Linked DNA regions of Mus musculus: region 1 is linked to region 2. A link is a loop called in an ENCODE intact Hi-C map of the cell type or tissue named here. Cell type or tissue: left cerebral cortex. All regions are shown on one strand. Links, peaks and the distances in the headings refer to the core of each region. The heading gives the core; the rest is flanking DNA. Region 1 holds the start of Ola1 (Obg-like ATPase 1). Region 2 holds the start of Sp3 (trans-acting transcription factor 3).

Evidence for each region. A loop is a pair of places that touch in the nucleus more often than their neighbours do. Peaks named below come from ENCODE experiments on the same cell type or tissue, not always from the same donor. Only the 100,000 strongest peaks of a DNase experiment are listed, where the experiment ranks them.
Region 1: a loop joins it to region 2, with 9 times the contacts of the local background. A loop is called at or near these places in 3 of 42 quality-filtered maps.

Annotation. Positions count from the first base shown.
Region 1 is chr2:73,210,923-73,219,250 of GRCm38, forward strand. Ola1 (Obg-like ATPase 1) reads right to left here and starts at 3,525. Exons shown (of 11, transcript NM_025942.2): 1 at 3,364-3,525; 2 at 1,938-2,038. The coding sequence starts at 2,038. In left cerebral cortex, for the core only: no CTCF peak of the experiment used is centred there; a DNase peak (open chromatin) is centred at 3,535; H3K4me3 peaks cover 1,712 bases; H3K27ac peaks cover 554 bases.
Region 2 is chr2:72,976,176-72,984,503 of GRCm38, forward strand. It overlaps Sp3 (trans-acting transcription factor 3), which reads right to left and starts at 4,271. Exons shown (of 7, transcript NM_001018042.3): 1 at 4,075-4,271; 2 at 3,312-3,457; 3 at 2,723-2,854. The coding sequence starts at 4,081. Sp3os (trans-acting transcription factor 3, opposite strand) reads left to right here and starts at 3,257. Exons shown (of 3, transcript NR_045269.2): 1 at 3,257-3,420. In left cerebral cortex, for the core only: CTCF peaks have their summits at 2,383 and 4,779; DNase peaks (open chromatin) are centred at 2,477, 2,958, 3,363, 3,696 and 3 more places; H3K4me3 peaks cover 3,688 bases; H3K27ac peaks cover 2,927 bases.

The sequences.
Region 1 (8,328 bases), core at 270-8,269, 230 kb after region 2:
AAAATGAGAGAATTCAAGCCAGCAGGACGGCTGAGCAGGTAAAGATAGCACCCACCAAGCCTGATGGCTGCATTCAATCCCTAACCTAAGCCCACAGGATGGGAGAGCTGCCTTCCACAAGTGTCCTCTAATCTCCAACATCTGTGTCATCACCCACAAACACAGTAAATAAAATGTAAGTCAAGGGGCTGGAGAAATAGTTCAGTGGTTGAGAGCACTGGCTGCTTTCCTAGAGAATTGGGGTTCAGTCCCCAGCACCCACATGACGGCTCACAACTGCCCGGGACCTGACACCCTCATACAGACATGAATGCAGACAAAACAATGACAGCAACAAAAACAAAAACAAAAACCAAGGCATATAAAAATGTAATTCAAAATATTTTTCAATTTTATTGTGTTTAACATACATACCTCAATAAAACTGACGAGGAGGACTATTTTGAAGCTGAAACTACTAATCACTATATTCTATTCTGTAACCCCCAAAAGACTTACATTAAAATAACACTTAAGATTTTAGATAGCCCTTTTCAATTAGTCCCATTTGAAGTAGAAATGGTGTGAATACACTGATTCCAAAGATACGAATGCTAATATCTAAAATCCTTCTACTAGGGCAGAAAAACTCCCTGCAAACATTATGATCAGTTCTTTGCTCCCAACTTACTGGCAGTACCCTACAATACTTGGCTTGATTATTTGTTTTGCTATATTTATATTTCCACTCCTTATTATTACTCTACAAGTAGACTCTAGCACAGAAGGAAACCCCTTCAAACTGTAACCCACTCTAGAAGAGGCTGAAATTTGGACAATCACACTTGCTCATGTTTTATACTTCAAGAATCCCAGACCTGGGAAGCTTGAGCACACCGTGCTGCAGTCGCTGAGGACTTTGTAACAGGAGCTCCAGCAGGCACACAGACCACCACAGCGTTTTATATACCCCTGATGTACACATCTAAAAGTACATCCCAAAATGCCCCAGTGAGCGTCATAAACCCATGCTGTGTCTATTACCTTAATCACTGAGAAAGAGAGAGAGAGATTGACTGATTGATTGATTGATTGATTGATTGACTGATTCTTGGTTCTGAGAAGAGGTTTTTCTGTAGCCCAAGCTAGCCTCAATCTCACAGGACTGCTCTTGCATTAGCCCCCAAAGTGCTAGGATAAAGATGTGAAGTGCCATGCCTGGCTAAGATAGTTTTTAAAAAATGAAAAGAACCAGGCGTGTTGGCGCACACCTTTAATCCCAGCACTTGGGAGGGAGAGGCAGGTGGATTTCTGACTTCAAGGCCAGCCTGGTGAGTGAGTTCCAGGACAGCCAGGGCTATACAGAGAAACCCTGTCTTGAAAAACCAAAAAACAAACAAACAAACAAACAAACAAAAAGGAAGGAAGGAACCGACACTGAACATTTAAGTTACACAGTTGTAAGATTAACCCCACATAATATCTTCTATCATTGTCTTCTGTGCAACTATATGGTAGGTATGGTTAACTTTAAAGACATGATAAAATACAGTACTTTGTTTTCAGAATTCCCAAGTTTAAACACCTTTTGTGTGCACACATGCGTGGCATCCATGTGCCTGTTCAGATGTGTGCAGACACGGGTGCATGCGTGTGTGCTCATGGCAGCCCAATGCTGGGGTGAAGTGTTTTCCTCAGCTGCACACCACCTTACATATAAAGCAGGGTCTGCTGCTGAACTCGGAGCTCACCACTGTGGCTAGACTGGCTTGCCAGCTTGTTCTGTGGATTCCGTTTTGGCTTTTAAATCTGCAGAAACAGGAGCCTTTTACCTACCTTCTAACAGTATATTCAAAGCAGTTACTTCTTTCTCCAATAAAATCTTGTGAGTTTCTATTTCTATAACAGGACACAAAGTTTACAAAATCAAAATAAGAAAAGTCCCAATTTTTACTTACCCAACATTTGGCAATCCAACGATACCAATTTTCAGTGAGGTTCCAAATCTTCCAATAATTGGAGGCGGTTTAATTCCATCTCCTCCCTTTTTCGGGGGCATCTAAAATATCAAAATGAACTTTTAAGACTCCCCTATAAACAAAACACATGTCTGTATACAGAATATATTACTGGGTAGTAGACAAGAAAACCTACTGTCTGTACCAATCCACAACTAAAATATGAGCAAAACCCATACTTTTTTTGAGGGGAGGGTCTCTGTAAACAGATCTGATTCTAAAATGTGTACATGTATCACTTCTGAGTAGTCCCAGAAACACTGCAGCAGCGGGAATCAAAGATAAACTTAAAACTTAGTTCCAATCCTCCGTGCTGGCTGCCGACAACCGCCTTCTTAACCTGTCATAGTATTTGAAGGAAAGCATTTGGAAGGAGAAGAGACACAAGTCTAAGGAAGCCCATTACAGAAACACCAGCAACCATGTCACCTCTCGCCAATCATTCCTCCACCGCTTGGAACCCGCCTCTCTCCACAACTCAGCGTTCACCACACTGATGGTCACTACTAGGCCTGGAGGTCCTTCGAAGCCAGACCTTTTTGCCTTTGACACTGTAGGTAAGCTTACCGTCAGTCCTTATTAAACAGTTTTTGAAACCCACACTCTACACTGGATACTTTGAAGGCACTCACCTTGTCGTTCCTTTTCAAGATCCAACCTAGAGCTTTCATGTATGCTAAAAGCAAGCGCTCTACCAGTAGGCTATATACAGCCCTATTTCAAATACCTTTTGATTGACAAGTCCAAACTTTCTGTCTTTTCTTGTCCTGGCTCCAAGGTCCACTGTGCAAAATTGATCTCACTTTTAACACTGCAACAGGAACCTACGAGGAACTGCAACCTTGCGCGTCTTAGAACCTGGAAACTAAAACTGTCCCTGCCTTCTGGCTGGTTGGACCTCCTAGAGCCACGCTGCTCCTCCCTCCTTCTCCCCACTCCGCCTGCTCCAGAAGTGATACTCCAACCTGTAATCCCAGACCGGGAGGCCAAGGATCTCCCATTTTGGGGATCCTGACACCTGTTCCGGGCCTCCAATGAACAGCTGCATGGGGAGAGCCCGTCCAGTCCTGGAGCCTACAAGGGGTGACCTACAAGGGGTGCCCCCGCAGTCCAGCCAAGCAGGACCTCCGCACACCACCCTTCCCCTCCTGACCCGGCATTGGCGTCCCGCCCTGAGGCAAGACTTTCCCCCAGACTGCGGCGAGAGCCAATCTCGTGGCCGCGCGGCCTAGTCCGAGGGCGCCTCATTCATCCACATGCCCCAAGCTGTCCGCTGCCCTCAGCCCGTCCCGGCGGCCGGTCTCCGGCCTAGCGCCAGCCTCGGAACCACTGGCCCGGGAGCCCACGGGCTCCTTCGGGGACTCACCGTGCACCGGGCTAACGATCGCACGGGGTCCCGGACTGCAAAGACCGGTGTCGCCGGCAGCCGGAGGTGGGGAAGAAGGCGGAGAGAGCGCAAGCCCGGCCCTCCGCCGAGCCGCACGCACGACGGCAGAGGCGACGGAACGGGCGGGCCGGGGCGGCACCTGTGCGCAGGCCACGCCCCCACAGGGTCACGCCCATTGGCCCGGATGCCCGGGCCCGGATGGGCGGGGCCTACGAGGAGGAGGGCGCTCAGCAGCACCGGGTTTCTGCGTCTCTCTACACGTGGGCTTCCACCGAGCCTCCAGGTTTCTTTCAGCTCCACTGCTCCGGTTCCGGGCTCCTGCTTCGTCTGGGATCTATCTTGTCCCTGACTGATCGTGCCCAGATCAGCCTTTGCTACCTGCACGGAGCCGCCCTTCTCCCCTTTCCAGTAACTTCTTTCAGATGGGTTAACGATGAGAAGCCATTAAACTTTCTTCAAGGGAAAAATGGACCAAGGAAAATTTCGGATCCAAGACGCACTTAACAGCCACAGAAGTGCATAAAACATTTAAAGAGTCACCATCTTCTTCCTCGTCGCCGCACATACATCCCTTTCCTCTGCGAGGTTAAGAACTATGAGAAGGAAACATGATTTCTTCCTGGTTCTAAAATGAGACTACTGCGATCCATCTCATAAGGCTATTGGTAGGATTAAATCAAATAATATGTATAAAGTCACCTTCTAACTACACTATGAGCTCCACTGGGACAAAAAGGTGTTTATTAGGTTTTCTCCAATGACTTTCAAGTATTTGTTACAGTGAATGTCCAGAAATTATAATTTTTTTTCAAACATACCAGTTGCAAATAAAAGAAAAGAGTGTGAATTGGTTGCTAATCCCCAATTTGCAGATGACAGAATAGTATCAGAAAAGTATCAGGTAAAGTTTCACAACTAAACTAGTGACAGAAGACACATGTCAAACCCTGATCTCTCTGCAAAAATCTGAGTTTTTTTTTTTAATTATGTTTATTGCCTATTGTATGTGTGCTTGTGTGGATTCGCTCTTGTATACAACAGTTCTGGTGAGGTCAAAGAACAGCTTGGAGTCAGTTCTCTCGTACTTTGCAGGTTCTGAGAATGAAACTCAGATTCGTAAGGCTTAGCAGCAAGCACCTCTCCATACTGAGCCATCTCACAGATCTAGAACTCTTCACTTTCTGTCAGAAACTTTTTGAATGGTGTGACTGACAAGCAGCAGCTGAGCCACTGTTTGTAATAAAATTGCATTAAGGTTTTTCTGTCACCCCGTGAGAGTGATCTTAGGAAAGCCTTAGAGCTCTTTTGATACATTTTAAAGACAGGGTCTTTGTCTTTAGTTTTGCTATTGGTTAAAGATTGTTACTGTCAAAGCAGTCACGTAAGTCCTTACTTTCTACAGTTACTAATGCACTACACACTCAGCCTAGTATCCTTGTCATCATTGTATGTGTAAAATAGACCCCAGGGATAAGCAGTACACAGCTTGTAACCGCCATCGAGCTAACGCACATGAACAGCACAGAGGTCTGAGACATTAAAAAATAACGCTATTTTCAATTACTCTGATCCCCCCCCACACACACACACACACACATATCATGGCTTTATTATGTAGCTGTGCCTTCCTCTGCTCTCATCCCCTAGCTAACAACCAAAAGCCAACTGCAGCTCTAGACACTACTAAAATGTCAGGAGTAGAAGAGGAGGAAACATGTCATCTAGTGGACCCCTAGGAAAAACAGGCAGTGTGTCTCAGAAGCCTCTAGCTGACATCTTCTGTTTCACTGGGCAAAACTAGGTGGATCCTTCATGAGTCACAGGTGAGGGGTGTTTGGAGTGTGGCGGTGCTAGGCAACAAGATAAATGAGTTACGTGCAAGGCAGGATAGAATAAGACAACACAAGATTGTATAATTTTCTTCAGAATGACATGATTTAAAACTTGGCAATTAAGCCGGGCGTGGTGGTGCACACCTTTAATCCCAGCACTCGAGAGGCAGAGGCATTCGGATTTCTCAGTTCAAGGACAGCCAGGTCTACAAAGTGAGTTCCAGGACAGCCAGGGCTATACAGAGAAACCCTGTCTCGAAAAACCACAAAAAACAAAAAACAAACAAACAAAAAAAAACCCGTGGCAATTAGTTATTTCTGGAATTTTCCGTCTAATACTCTAATGTTGCAATTGGGCATGATATAATAAAACCATGGAAAGTAAAACCACAGGTAAGGGCATGGGGCTATAGTACTAGAATCACCATGGCCCATTTTGGGGTGTAATGGCTCAGTGGACCCAGGTTTGATTCCCAGCACCCACATGGTAGCTCAAAACTGTAACTCTGGTCCCATAGAATCCAATGCCTTCTTCTAGCCTCTGAGGGCATCAGACAGCCATATGGTGCACAGACATCAAGACATAACACCCATTTATATCAAAACAAAACTTAGGGGGGAAAATTCTTCCCTTTAAAAAATATGTATATGTTATGTATATGTTTAGGTAGGTGTGTGTATGTGTACATGTGTCTATGAAGGCCAAAGATTAGCCTCTAATGTCAGGAGTCAGCCACCTTTTTTTTTTTTTTGGACAGACTATCTTACTGGGACCTGGGGCTCACTCATCAGGCAGGGCTGGCTAACCAGTGAGCCCTGGTCTTCCTGACTCCACATTCCCACCACAGGGATTATGAACACATAACCTCCATACCTGGCTTTTTATATGGGTACTGAGGATCAGCCTCAGCCTCAGCCTTGCACATCGCATACTTCACCCAGTAAGCCACCTCCCAGCCCTTTTCTTTTAAAGACATAGTCTCACTGTTTAGACCAGGCTGGCCTCAAACTCATAGTCTACCTGCCTCGGCTACCTGAGTGTTGGGATTACAGATATGCAACACCATATTTACATACACTGCCCTCAAGCCTTGCTGTTTGTAGCACATGAACTTTCTGGCCGGAACATATCGGACCTGGGATATCAAATCCAAGCTGAAGAAATCAAGATTCTTTTCCTTTCTGGAAGTTGGAGTCAAGCCATAATAACAAATGCTGTTGGTTGCTTAAAGGGGAACATAAAATCAGGGCTAAGGACTATGTTAGGCACTTTTTTTTTTTTCAACAGGAGGCTATTCTAAAGAAAAAAAAATAAGGAGGAAAAGGGTCAAGCAATCATCAGATGGTCCTGGAGAAACTGAAAGAGGAGAGAGCAATCACAAGTTCTAAGTGTCCAATTCCAAATGTCTAATCCATCGAATGGCCTGTTTACTTTTTAACCCCAGGCTCTCTGATAACCTTGCTTTCTACCGAGAACTTCCATTTTCTGTTTAAATTGGTTTACAGTGGATTTCTAATAGCCAAGCAATATTTGCAGTGGCCAAGGCAGACAAGAACTTATAGCCTCCTAAGAACTATCATAATGCACGTGGGAGGCACATCATCCCTCTTACCTGCAGTCTTAGACAACAGTTTCCCAGAGTGTGCTCGGTGTAACTGGGATTCTCCAAGAAGCTCTGTTGAGTAAGGGATGCAGGATCAGATGAGTTCCAGAAGCACTACAGAATCTTTTGGGAGACTGATATAATACTTGAGACAATGATTGGTTTTGTTGTTTTAGGATTGGTATAAAAATACCTCCATTTTTATTTTACTTATTGTATGTGTTTGAGTGTTTTGCCTGTATGTATGTTGTCTTAGTTAGGGTTTTACTGCTGTGGACAGACACCATGGCCAAGGCAACTCTTATAAGGAACAACATTAAATTGGGGCTGGCTTACAGGTCCAGAGGTTCAGTCCATTATAATCAAGTCATGGCAGCATCCAGGCAGACTATGGTGACAGAAGGAGCTGAGAGTTCTACATCTTCATCTGAAGACTGCTAGTGGAAGACTGACTTCCAGGCAGCTAGGATGAGAGTCTTAAAGCCCACACCCACAGTGGCACACCTACTCTAACAGGGCCACACCTTTTTAATAGTGTACTCCCTGGGCCGAGCATATATAGATCATTATGTATGTCTATGTACCACATGTATGTCTGCAGCCCACAGAGGCCAGGAGACAGTGTCAGACCCATCTTCTGGGACTGGAGTTTATGGATGGTTGTGGGCTGGCATGTCGATACTAAAAATTGAACCCCTGCCCACTGGAAGAGCAGCCGGTACATGCTTTTAACTGCTGAGACATATGCCCAGACCCATAAACAAACAAACCCAAAAAACAAAACTCACCTATTAAATCTCAAAAGCTGGCTCAGCAAGTAAAGACACCATCAAGCCGGACCACTTGAGTTTGATCCTCAGAATCCACAGGGTCAAAGCAGAGAACCAGCTTCCATAAGTTATCTTGTGCCCACTACACACATGTGCACACACATGCTCACATGTGGACATAACACATGAGAATAATAAGCATCAAGGTGTGGTAGCACATGACTTTAATTCCAGCACTCAAGAGGCAGAGGGATCCCTATAAACTCATGATCAGCTTGATCTATTCAGCCAGTTCCTGGCCAGGCATGGATTCATAGTGAGAGCCTGCCTCAGAAAAAGAGAGAAAGAAGAAAGAAGCTGTCAGGAAGAAACAATATTCAGGGAACTTGAGTCAGAAGAGCCATTCCAAAAGCACTGTGTAAGTCCAAGTCTATAACATTGTGGAAAGGCACAAAGGAGAAAGAACGGAGGGACCCGTGGGTGCTAAGGGTTGGACAGAGAGCGGGAGGGGTAACTGAACACACAGGGCATTCGAGCAATGAGATGACCTTGCATAACGCTATAAAATAGCTGCTATACATCTATCCTAAGCCAAGGATTTACAGCCCCAAAGTAAACTCTAGAGCATGGGCTTTGGAGGGTAGGTGTCAAAGTTCACCAGCTGTAATAAGTATACTGTGCCAACAGGGAGAGTGGTAATGGGAACCCATGAATTGTAGGGAAAGGTGGGGCATGAAA
Region 2 (8,328 bases), core at 298-8,297:
ATACTCAAGTAAAATGTCAACTCAAACTGCAAGGGCACTGTAAGGTCTTCCCCACCCCAACTCAGTATGTGGGGGTGGAATGGCAGCCAAGCCTTTGCAAATAAATGCTAGGCAAGCACTGTCACTAAGCTACATCCTGCCCTGTAAGGTCTTAATGGTAAAACTCCCTACTCTTGAAATGAAATCAGTATTCACTTTTTAAATGTGGCAACATTTACCTGCAAAACTAATAAACATTGAATTTGTAACTTAAACCTGTGATTCTTATTACATATGTTTGTATAGTTTATTTCACAAAAGCACAAATAAATTATCATTAAGGTCATGCCTGTAATTTGGACAATATTCGCAGAGATCTCATTTCCTAATTATTAATAATAAAATACAAAGGAACTTTGCTGCATCATCTCTGGATGCCCATTACAGGTCATTATAGATGAAACCACTGTGTCTGTCTAATCTGTAGCTCTGCACACCCTTGGCCAGGATCCTCTATAAGTTCCAAACTCAAATGGTAAAGTCAGTCTCTAGTGAACACTGGCTTCTCAAGGTACTCATCATCTAGAAATACCAAGCTAAATTGTCATTAGGTTGAGCATCTGCATTTGGCTTTGGACAGAACACATTAATAGATATCTTTGTCTAGAACCTAGATTAGAAAATGAACATTAATGGAAAAATTGGCAAAACTCAAAATCTGTAGCTACCCATGTTAGTGATACACAGATTTGAAAACTGTGCCACAATAAGGCAGCACGGGGGGTAGCTGGGTAAAGGTGAAGGTCGTGACTCTGACACTGGATTTCCTGCTTTGCCCTAAATCTAAAAACATCCCACAACCCTCAAGACACTACGGTCCTCTAGTGATCTCCAGTAATTTTAGAGTACTTAAATATATTTAAGTATAGTTTTAAATATTGAAAATATCTTTTAAGCATTCTGAAAAAAACTTTAAACTACTTTTAAACTAGAAACCAACTTTTTTCCCCATTAATGTTCAGACAAAAATGACAGCTCTCATATTTTTCACCTTATTCAACTTTCAGCTCAGTTTACTTCAACTTTGCTCAAAGTGAAAAATTTGGAAGAACTCAGATTTATCGAGCATCAAACATGCACCAAAAAATTCCAAGTTTAGAGGCTTCTCTAGCAAACTGTATTTTCATATTATTACTTTTACTAAATTCAGAGTGTTCATGTTCATCTGGCAGGAAATGGTGTTCTTAGTAATGTTGTGATAGGTCAGAGATCTTAAAGAAGCCCAAGAACATGACACAAACACATGGCTGGGGTCAGTCTAGTGATCCACTAGAGTTGGAGTCTAAGCATGATGCTTTCAACCCTGTGCTTCTCCTCACCACTCCCCTCCCCATCTGTAAGCACATTCTGAAACTTTGATAGTTACATGAAAAATTGCACTTTATTTAAAGTTTATTTTTCAATTTTACTTCTGAGGTAGTTTATTAAGGAAAACAATAAACTTAATTTGACACTTTGGGACTAGGGAAATATAACTTACTTTAAAAGTTTACTAATCTGCTTAACGTTTCTTTAAATTTAAAAGTTTTCCCAAACAGCTTTTGATATTTTAATATGCTTAAAAAATACATGACATTAAAAATGCTCCCACTGTCCATAGTCTAATTTCAGACTAAAAATATCTATTTACTAATACAGAGTAACAACGTTGAATGACTAGTATACAACAGCTAACTTTTCTAACAGTGACAACTAAACTGACACTACATAAATCGATTGCTATAAACCTCTTAAAAACTTAGTCTTGAGGCGTGTTTTAACTATCTTAACAGGTGAACACACCTTTTCACAGTAAGCTAAGAGCAGCAATGGTCCACACAGATGTAAAATTCACATTGTCTACAGCACCTAATTTTACACTGAGTCTTCACTAAGACTTGCCGCTCCTCTCCACAACCTAGAGGTTCTAAAATTTACAAAAGAATCCCATCAGACTCGTTATAATAAAAATAACATTTAGCCAACCAATTTCAACTCTTAAAAGTATGAAGTGTGCTAACAAGCATGTAAACAAAATGACTTTCATCTACTTTTTAAGATTGATATTCTAGAAAACCTCAAAGGCCAAAGTTATTACTAACTTCAAATTCAAATTTCAATAGCCTCCCAACTATTTCACTTAACCCTACTCAGAACAAAACTAGTGCAAAGTTGGAGTAGTCTGCAAAACGCCAACAATTCTGAATGATCAGGTTAAAAAATAATAATAATAAAAATGTTCGTCCCTGCGTATAAAAGAACACCCTCCTTAAATGATCAAATACCCAAGATCTGGAAACTTGCTCCAGATTCAAAAACTCTAGAAACTAGAGCCATCCTTGCCTCGGTAGGTGATACTATCTGTGACCGATAGGCTGTGCTTGCAAATGTAGTGCAAAGAGCGAGTGAGTTTTCAAGTCCTGATACGAATTACTTAAACATCCATTTTGGAGTCCCGTGCCCACCCCCCACCTCCTCCGTCTCAGACTTCATTTTGTGAGGAATTTTGCGCGCGATGCCGCAGTGACAATCTCCGGAAAGCGCGGGCCGGCCCGGGCTCCCACCGGGGACGCGAGCGAGCAGGGAAGCGCGGCAGAGCCGGACGGCCCGCGCGTGACGGCCGCGCGGCGGCGGGAGGCCTTGGGCTGGCGGGCTGGCGGGCGGGCGCGCCGCAGGCCCGGGATGGCGGGCGGGCGGGACTTACCGCTCCGGCGGCGGCGGCGGGGACCCCGGCGGCGGCGGCAACGGCCGCCTCCTCGTCGTCGTCGCCCGGCGATGGCGGCCCTATCTTGCTGCAGGTAGCGGCCAGCAGAGCGAGCGGTGACGGCTGAGTGTCCTACCCGCGATGGGCGGGTTCAGAGAGGGAGACAGGGAGGGGGGTGGCGGTTAGGGCCGGGCCCGCTCGCACAGGAAGTACGGCTCGCTCCGCGCCTGGCCGCGCCGCCAACCCGGCCCCGCGCTCTCCTCCTCCTCCTCCTCCGGGGTCTGCGGCGCCTCTCCCCGCGCTCGGTGGCCCGCGGCGGACGGCTGCGCGCCGGGCCTCTTCCCTCCGTCCGGATCCCACCCGGGAGGGCGCGCACACTTGCACACTCACACACACACAAACACACACACAAAAAGGCGGCGGGCGGGGGCGCGCGGGCGGGGTCGGAGCGTTGGCGCCTCGGGCGGGCAGCTCCCGGGGCGGGGGAGGGGCGGGCGAGCGCGCGCGGGAGGGAGGGAGGGAAGGAGGGAGGGCGAGGGGAGGAGAAAGCGGCGCGCGGGGAGCCCGGCCGCGCTCAGCCGCTCCTCACCTGGGCCGCCGCCGCCGCCGCGCCGTTTCCGTGCTGCTGCTGTTGCTGCTGCTGCTGCTGTAGATACTCGCCGTGGCCGCCGCCGCCTCCGCCGCCGTCCACGTCCAAGGCAGCCATTTCCTCTTGTTTCACGGGCTTTTCGGGAGCTGCAGGCACAGCGCGGGGGGAGGGGGGAGGAGGAGGGTGGGGTGGGGAGGAAGGCGGGTGCGGGGAGGGAGGGGGCCCGCGAGCCGCGGCCACATTAGTGAGCGCCGGGCGGCCCGGGCCCTGCCCCTCCCCTGCCCTCCCCCCGGCCGCGGCGGCCACGGCGGCGGCGGCGCGCTCCCTCCTCCCCTCCTGCTGCCCCCGCCCGCCGCGGCTGTAACCCTCCTCCTCCTCGTTCCCTCCTCCTCCTCCCCGCGCTGCCCCTGCCCCCTCTCCTCTCCTCTCCTCTCCTCCCCTTTCCCTCCGCGGCGCTCGCTCCTCTCGCACCGTCAGTCACTCGCACACGCCCGCCCGCCGCCGCCGCCCGCGCCCGCACACAGGGGGGATGCGCTCCCGGCGGACCGGGCCGCCCGCCCGGAGCCCGGCGGGCACTCGGCGCTGGGGCTGGAAGGGCTGGACAGCTGGCTGGCGGAGATGGGAGTGCGGCTTTCTGCCTCCGCCGACACTCGGTCGCACGCTCCCGGAGGCCGGGAGCCGGCGGTGGCGGCCCCGGGCTGGCTGTGGGCGGCAGTGGCAGCGGCGGAGGCAGCGAGGGTTGCTCTCTCTCGGCTTTACGTACCGGTCATAGTGTGTTTAGGACAGCTCAGGCGGGGCTCCCCGCCGCCTTACACATGGTGAGAAGCGAAGGCGGCGGCGGCGGGAGAGGATGCGGGAAGCGGCGGCGGACACGGCCGGAGCGGTCCGGGGAATTTTTTTTTTCCTATTTTGATTGACTGTGCGGGAAACACAAAAGGTGGAGCCTCCAGCCCAAAAGGGGGGAAGAGGGCGACAGCCCGCCCGGAAGTTCCGCCCCTCTTCCCGGCTCTCATTTGCCGCTAGGCTCTCCGTCAGCTCTGTTCATTGGTCCGGACGCCTGTCCGTCGCTCGGCCTGGCGGCGGGCTTCCTGTTTGCCCCCGGGTTGAAGGGGAGAGACAATGAGCGGCCGTGGCGCCGTAGGTTCTCCAGAACGGCCCCGGCTCGCGCGTTACCCCGCTGTGCCAGCCTCGTTCCTCGGCTGCGGCTGCCAGACCCGAGGCGCAGGCCTCTTCCACTGGCTGGCCCTGTGTGCAGGCCTCGCCAGGCTGTCGGGGAGCCGAGCTGGGGAGGAAGTCCGTCCCCGGTGGCTCCGGCTCCACTCGACGTCTCCTCCATCCTGGCAGCCGACCGGACTGGATCTCCCCAGGGCCCGGGCGCTCGGAGCTGCGTCTTGCCAGCGCTGCCAGGAGGCCACCGCCGCTCGGCCCCAGGGCTGCTGCTGCTACTGAGCAAACCGGACCCGCCCCACGAGCCCTGGGGGAGGGAGCTGGTATTGGGGGAGACACCCCCTCCGAGGCTGGAGGAGGACGTTTTCACACACATTCAGCTCTTGGTCGCAAGTCGGATCCATCACCTTCTCATCCTCCCGAGCTTAGCCCGTGGTTACCAACCATCTACTTTTGTGGACCCTGGAGGCGGGCACTTAGAGCAAAAAGATATCTCCAGTCCCTTCATAAAGAAAAAAGGTTTTAGTTCTGGCCAGTGATATCAAAGCAGGCTTAGTTATGTTTTTATTCAATGAGATACAGTCACCCTTTAAAATCAGTTTGCTGCACACACAAACTACCTGCTTCTTAACCAAGAAAGTCAGTCAACATTTGTTAAAACAGTACATCTAAAAAGTATCCTTCCTCTTGGGAGCGTTTAGTTACTTTTTTTTTTTTTTTTAAATTTTGTACTTAGTGGTGTATTAACACCCCTTCCTTTGACATCCTCAATGCCTTGCAGTCAGTCATTCAGGAGAAAAAAGTGTTCTGCAAACAACAGACAGAACGTTGTCTATTACCTCTAGATACTTTTGCTTAAGAAAGGTTGAATTTAAGAGTAGGAAACACTATCCACAATACTTTTATTAGAAATCTACCTCAAGCAAGAATAAACATCCCAATTATTGTACTTGTATGTTTTGTATGAGGTTGAAGGCAAAGCATTTAAACTAGCTTTGTATACACGAACTTGAAAATTCATGGGGGGGAGGGGCAGTGCATACATCGGTTTCAGAAGCCTTTTTGGACTTGTTTTTTTGTTTTTTGGTTTTTTCTCGTTGGTTGTGGTTTTTGTTTTCAAGACAGTTTCATGTGTAGCCTTGGTTGTCCTGAAACTGGATTTGTAGACCAGGTTCACCTGGAACTCACAGAAACCCACCTGCCTCTGCCTCCTGAGTACTGGGATTAAAAGTGGGGGCCATCTCCGCCAACTACTTCGTGGTAATTTTTAATACAGTGACACATGTTCTCTTTCTCTTGTGTCATGCAAGCAAGAACAGTCTTTCAGGGCCAAAAACCAGATAACTCAAACTAGCTGTTTTGAGGCAAAGCTCTTAAAAATGCACATCAGTGCTGGGCGGTGTTGACACACGCCTTTAATCCCAGCACTTGGGAGGCAGAGGCAGGCGGATTTCTGAGTTCAAAGCCAACCTGGTCTACAGAGTGAGTTCCAGGACAGACAGGGCTACACAGAGAAACCCTGTCTCGAAAAAACAAAAACCAAAAAAAAAAAAAAAAAAAAAAAAAGAATGAACATCAGCAAGAGTATGACTCAGCATAAGGTGAGATTCAGTAGACTTCTCCAACCACAGTTGAGTCACTGTGACACCCTATGTTAAGATGACCAAAAGCAAAATGGTCTCTTGCAAGAATACTTATTTCTTAACTAGTGCAAATACACTAAAGTATATGCAAAGCATAAAGCCGGTATTTAGATAAATACATGTAGTAACATACAGTATAATTTACGGTGGATTAATATGTTTTTGTACAGTCATTAAATGAGAATCAAGTATTATCATGAACAAATCTCGAAACAACAGTAAGATCTGTTTTCCCCTGTCCCCACGACTTGGCCCAGTTTCTTGTTTTCTCTCAAGATTTTCACAAGCTATTCCTGGCCAAGAAACAAAACCAGATCACCCTATTCCCCAGTAGACTAGGACAAAGTTGGTAATAACATCAGCTACAACTCCAAGAGAAGGAAATCAAGCTTAGTCTGTAAGGTACCTCACTGACTAGCTAGAAACGTTATATGGTGTCATGGTCAGCGATTAGTCTACCATATCAAACTAAAATGGAGGTACTATGGGGGGGGGGGGGGGTTTGGGCTCTGAATTTTTTCTTCATCTAATGAGTAGGTTCAGAATATGTAGACCTGTGCTAATTATTAAAGGATATTTTAAAACATACTAAGTTGTGACTATATACGGATATACATAATAACTGTTAGTGTTAGTTTTACTTGTCAATTTAACACAATCTAGAATTACCTGAAAAGACAGTCTTAATGAGGGATTATCTGGATCCGTCTGACCTGTGTCTATGAGGGACTGTCTTCATTAAATTAACTGATATGGAAAGACATAGTCCACTGTGAGTGGCACCGTTTCCTTCATTTATTTGGGTCCTGGACCATATAAGAGCAGAGACAATAGGCTGAGCTGTAAACATGCAAGCATTCAATTCTCTTTTAGTAAGGATTCGATGTGACCTAAAGTCCAATATGACTGAAGTTCCTGCTTCCTTGGGTTCCCTTCTAGAAAGGACTGAAATAAATTTTTCTTCTTTTAAAGTTGTTCTTTGTCAGGGTATTGTATCACTGCAACCAGAAATGATAGCAATACAGAAATTCACTGTAAGTCTTCAAGATGCTAAGTTTTAAACAGTTAAGGACAAAAGTGAGGACCAGCCAGATGGCTTAGCAGATCGGGAGGGCTTGTAGCCAAACCTGACAACACTTCAGTCGCAGGAATCCACATGATGGAGAAACTGTCCCTCAAGTTGTCACCTTACCATGACACGTGCTGTAGTATAAAGCACAAATTCCATAAATGAGGAAAATGAGATTTAAATGGAATTCCTAGGTGTTGTGCTTACATGTCCAAGTTTTAGTTAAGTTAGGCTGAGGGTATCACCATACTTCATATTGTGTTAATATTACGCAATCCTGTTTTAACCTTTTTAAACAAATGAGTACCTGTCGAGACAGTAAAACAAGCATGTCCTGACTGACCAGGAAGAGTCAGTGACTCCATATGACGAAGGCTCCAGCCTTAGCCACTAGAAAATTGGACTGAAATGAGGACTGGGAGCAACTCGGAGACAGTTGAGGCATACAGGTCTGGGTGCCAGAAGATGGACATGGCCTATGGGTGGAAGGATTTGGATGCATGGATAAAACAAGGAGGGGGTCACTGCGCAGACTCGGGAGCCTTTGCCACGTTCTTAGAACTCTGTCCATGAACAAGTTCCTTGGCAAAAAAAAAAATTCTGCCAGGCCTGGTGGCGTACACCTTTAATGTCAGCACTTGGGAGGCAGAGGCAGGCGGGTTTCTGAGTGTGAGTTCCAGGGCTACACAGCACCCTGACTTTAATTAATAAATAAAAAATTTTTTTAAGTTTAAAAAAATTAAAAACTTTTCCATGTAGGTCAGGCTTGGTATACCTTGTAATCCCAGGACTTGGCAGGTTGAGGCAGGAGAATCTCAAACTCAAAGCATGCTGGGCTACACAGTGAAACTGTCTCAAAATGAGAGGTAACAAGGGCCAGCTGTAATCTCAGTGGTCACGGACTTATCTAGTGTGTCAGCACCTCTGTGTTCACTCCCCACGTAACCCAGTGTATAAACCCTCCACGGGATGGTGCAGGTACCTCCGGGGCTGTTCTGTTTCTTCCTTATGCAAGCTCTCCAGAACTTGCCTTCCTGACACCAGTTTCAACATACAACCCTGAAACACTTCCTCCTGAGAATGCTCTCCTCCCTAAACCTCAGCTGCTTTCTGGTTTTCTCTCAAATGAAGTCTCCAT